Regions from separate parts of the Homo sapiens genome. Here region 1 is linked to region 2. Evidence: read pairs that join two places in POLR2A ChIA-PET (ENCODE). Cell type or tissue: endothelial cell of umbilical vein. All regions are shown on one strand.

Region 1 (2,500 bases), 720 kb after region 2:
GATGAAACAGGAATGCTTCCACTGTGGGGGGGGGGTGTGTGTGTGTGTGTGTGTGTGTGTGTGTGTGTGTGTGTGTGAGAGAGAGAGAGAGAGAGCATGCACATTAATTATAATGTTTGCTATTGGCTTCTGATGGAAACATTTGATCAAGCTACATAAGTTTCTTTGCATTCCTAACTTCCTAAAAGTTTTTTGATTAAATCATTTATTTTTTTTAATCAAGAATGAATGTTTAATTTTAGTAAGTGATTTTAAGGCCCTTACTGGCTGATAATGTGGATTTTGTTCTTTATTCTATTAGTGAAATAAAAGTGAGTTAATTAATAGATTCCCCAATATTAAATCTTCGATTCTTTTTCAATGACTCTAAATTTTTCTCTTTACTTGCAAAAATGTTTATTGATTAACTACAGATATGTATATTAAACACTTCTTGAGATGGTTAACACATTATATGCTCTAAAATGTAGGTGTACAACTCTGATAACAATTTTACTCAGTGTCATTAATTCCTATATATACATTATAAGTATAATGTATATGTAGCCCTTTTGAGGCTGCTTTGCCTTGGGATTTTGTGGATACTTTTACTGGCATGCATGTGGTCACATTTAAATCAGAACAGAAATGATTAACATGATAAATAAAAGGAAATTTGTTTTTAAATAATTGCATGTAGTCATGCTAATTCAAAGGGGTTAGGGTGTCACTTAAGAGACTGGAGAGTGGATACTTCTGGGTTTTGGAGAAAATCAATCTTTTCCTACTAATTGTAGACTTTTCCCTATTTATTTAAATTACCAGAATTACTGTGTTCAGTCTGGACTCCTTTAATTTGTTCATAATTGAGCTTGTGTGGGTGTTGAGTTGGAAGCTCTCAGGAGCTGAATAACACAGCTGCCTCTTTGGCCTTTGGCATAGGGTTTTCCCCCAAAGAGCTGCCCTTGTTGGCAGTATGCCAGGAAGTTACATTCAAAGACTTTTTGATGAGGCATAAAAATCTTTAATTTCCAGGCTTGGTGTTTTATGACCCCATAATACTGTTTGAGAATTAGTCTGAATTATTCAAAAGATAGCACTTCAGTTTGTTGGCCCCCTTTGTTGACCTACTCTGTAGCCCCATTCAGAGTTAAGTTTAAAATGCTGTTTCTCACAAGATACTGTTTTTAGAGTTTTCTATCCTGTTTCACATTGGCCTCCCACGCCCATTTCAGAAGGGTGTTCTATAACACAGTTTGGAGAAGGCTAAGGGCAGTGCAAATGGAAGATGCTGGCCAGCTGCCCTGTTCAGTAAGAGGAAATGAGCTTAAAGTGATGCATGAGGCATTCAGACGAAATTTTAGGAAGTTTCCTGACAATGAAGATTGTTAACATTCCATGTCTCATAGTCTTTTAAGAAAGAGCATGTGTCCTGAAAAACTCTCCCTAAAATCAAGACGATAAATAGGTTGGCTGACTTCCTTTCAAGATTAGTGATTCACCAGTTTTATTTTCTGTTAGTTACTTGCTCTAATTTTTTTAAATTAGGAAATGTTTTTAGACACCCACAATTGAAGTAATTTATAAGCCAACTGAGTTCTCACATCTACAAAGGTAAATATTTGAGATACATTTTGAATATGAAACCTTTTATATATGTCAGATATTCCTCTTAGACAGTACATTTCTAGTATCAGCTCAAAGATGAGCATGAAAAAAGCCCCATTCTACTGCTCTAATACTTTCTTTTTAAGATTATATTCATATAGTGAGGTACTTCTATATGAATTATTGATAATAAAGACTGAATACATAGGATAATTTTTATAAAATTGTATATTCTAATAAGTGTGATGCTGGTTTGTATTAATATATAAAATATATTTTACTATTTTTATTTATATCCATGGATTTCTTTTATTGTCCACCAATAAGTAGTACCTCTGAATATAGTTAAAAGCTGAATTGGATATTACTGTTTGGGATACAACTTTGACTTAAAGAAAAGAACCTGTTTTGTAAAGAAAAATTAATGGTAATATTGTAAGAAAGTGTCTATTTGTATAATAGACAAGTATACAAAGATGAAGTCAGCTATATACTTTAAGCTCTAGTAAGTCAAAATAAAGGAATTATAGAGAATGTTCTTTCATTAAGTAAATGTTTATTAAGTGCCTACTGTGTGCCGGGAAGTGCATTAAACACTGGAGATGTGGTAAATAAATGAAAGAAATGGTGCTTGCTGCCTGTACCTAGATTAGAACCCCAACAGGAAAGAAAAGCTCAAGAGTTAAGGAAAAACTACCAAAAGGAAATTCTGACATTATGATAACTTATCTCAGGGAGGAAGAAAGGGAAGAGGCATCTGAAGACACTCATGTGGCTGCCTCAAGAACTCACTGATAACCTCGGCTATGTAGAAAAGAGGAAGAGAGAAGCAAATGATTAAAATATATACATATATGTACATTTTTACTGTGTGTGTATATACACATACACACACACACACATATATATACAC
Region 2 (2,500 bases):
CCTCAAGCAGAGAGGGTTAGCTCTAAGGGCTGCTTAGGTAACTCAGCCCTCAAGCTCTCTAAAATAAAATTCCCCAGTGGTGGAAATCCTGATGCTTGGGGCTCCTCGGGTAACTTTCTTCAGTGCCTCAGGTTGCTAGGATATGTGTGCAAAAGACCCAAGGCATCCTACAGTGACCTCCTATGGCTCTTTTTTTCTAAGGGCAAACACCCTCATGCCCAGCTTGAAGCCTTATCAACTATGGATCCCACCACTTCAGAAATGGGTGACCAGGTTCTTCCTTGTTTCATCCTTCTGCTTTTAAAATTGCTGAACAATTATTTGACGTCATTTCTTCTTTCCATTTATCATTTCCAATTCCAGTCCCATGCCACTTGTAGTCTACACTGCCTGTGTGCATTCATTATCTCTGTGCACAGGCAGAGGCCTAGGTATGCAGGGCAGGTTTGCTCTACCTGCTTGCATATGAGAACTGTATGTTCAACTTCTGGCTACAGTCAGTTGCTATAATCCTTGCCTTATGTGGCTAGCATGGAATCTCTTTTCCTGGGGCTATACTCTGTCACCACCAGGAACACTCAGAGTTGCAGGTAATGTCCTCCAAACCTTATAAACTAAGATGGAGCCATGGCTGGTCCCCACTTGGCCCATCTCTGAATTTGTAACGAGCCAGGGGATAGAGGTCAAAAGATAAGAGTCTTAGCTCCAGGTGCAAAGGTGTAGACGTTTGGCTGGATGAAAAAGAGACGAGGTTAAAGAAGGTAAGAGATGTATATCAGTTACATATCACTGTGCACTCTGGCATGCCTGCCTGCTCAGGAAATGCCTCTGCATCCTGCAACTCTTCTCACTGCTCCTGAACCCTTTTTGTCTTACTTTCTTCTGAGGGCCGTGTTTCTGCTACAGTCCCCACAAGTGGAGGCCGTTGTGCTTTTTATTTTTTCTTATATGCCACTCCTTAGGTCTTTTTTCCACCATGTGTCTTCCAACCCCTTTCCCTTTCTTCCTTTAAGTACTCCAGTTCAGAGGAAACTCATGACTTCCACTGCACTTCATCAGCTGTTCGGCAGTCCCCACCCCCCCATCCTCACCTTCACTAAGTCCCCTAGCACTCGGATCACTGTTTGGCTCTCCAGCTCTCCACAGGCTGTTGTTTCATCCCAGGGACTCATTCCACAGCTCAGTCTATTCGTGGTGGTGCCTCTCCATCTCCCCAACATGCTACTCCATCCTTCTCAGCTACCTCGTCCCCTGGTGTGTTCTGATCTATGCTGCCTGTCATTGCTTCACATCTCATTCTTAGATGCCATTTCTTGCCCTTCCAGCTCACTTCCTTTTGAACTCCCTTCCCCCCTCCCCCACACCATTGCAATGATTCATCCATGTACTGGAAACCCCCTAATCTGTGGAAACCACCTATTTTTAACTATCTATATCCATATCTGCCTATCCTGGTCTTCACTCTCCAATTTATCCAGCTAAATTCCGAAGTTCCTTCGAATCACTCTCTTGCAAACATTCTCAACTTCTCTGCTTGGCCTCAGTCATGCTGGAATTGTAACACCCTGTGAAAGGAAAATAAATCTTGGGACCCCCAAAATCACTAAGTCAAAGGGAAAAGTCGAGCTGGGAACTCTGTCAGGCAGACCTGCCTCCCATTTTGTTCCTAAATAAGATAGCTACAAAGATTATTTTTTTAAAAAAGCTACATACCTCCCTGAAAATTTACCTACAGGACATTCCTTGTGGACCTCAAGATCTTTACCCTAAAATATCAATAGCTTATCCTCTTCACAGGTGCGGGAAAGTCCTCCCTCTGCTCACCTGAGACAAATGCATATCTGACTACTTCTTCTGCCTTATTGTTTATGTAAAAATGTAGATTCACTGAACCAGACTAAAGCATAAATGGTTGTTCCTCTACCCGCCCGCCTCACATGTAAGTTGTATTTTCACTGAAAGTCTGTCTCTTATCTACTTGTGACCTGAAGCCACCCCCACGTCAAAGTGTTCCACCTTTCTTGACTGAACCAATGTACATCTTACACATATTGATTGATGCTTCATGTCTCCCTGTGTAATGCAAGCTGTACCCCAGTCATCTTGGGTACATATTGTCAGGACCTCCTGAGGCAGTATCACAGGCACATCCTTAACCTTGTCAAAATAAACTTTCTAAATTGATTGAGACCTCATAGATTTTGGGTTCACAACCCCAATCACCTCTCTTCCTTGGACATACACCTAGCCAGCTCAGTGTGACTGGGAAAATAGTAAGTAACTAACCTAACTACTTTCTTTTTGCATTTGTGACCACCCCACTTTTACCCAGATATCATGTATTTTGTTTCCCAAGGGAGGATAGCCCATCCTTTGAGACCATTAAATTTTCCCCACCTCTTCCATTCCCCTGAACTCTTAGCTGATGCCCCTTCTTTCACTCACAGAATGAATACCAAGTAAACAAAACACACTCATCCTCCCACTGTCAAATATCCAA

Evidence for each region. ChIA-PET counts read pairs that join two places held together with the same protein. Peaks named below come from ENCODE experiments on the same cell type or tissue, not always from the same donor. Only the 100,000 strongest peaks of a DNase experiment are listed, where the experiment ranks them.
Region 1: POLR2A ChIA-PET joins it to region 2 with 7 read pairs; 1 of 35 experiments calls an interaction of 5 or more read pairs at or near these places.

Annotation. Positions count from the first base shown.
Region 1 is chr2:205,196,999-205,199,498 of GRCh38, forward strand. The region is part of intron 15 of PARD3B (par-3 family cell polarity regulator beta); the gene reads left to right. Among named protein-coding and RNA genes, the nearest start is that of NRP2, 480 kb to the right of the region's middle. In endothelial cell of umbilical vein, no CTCF peak of the experiment used is centred here; a DNase peak (open chromatin) is centred at 1,243; H3K27ac peaks cover 1,914 bases.
Region 2 is chr2:204,478,416-204,480,915 of GRCh38, forward strand. No RefSeq gene overlaps it. Among named protein-coding and RNA genes, the nearest start is that of PARD3B, 66 kb to the right of the region's middle. In endothelial cell of umbilical vein, no CTCF peak of the experiment used is centred here; a DNase peak (open chromatin) is centred at 1,376; H3K27ac peaks cover 404 bases.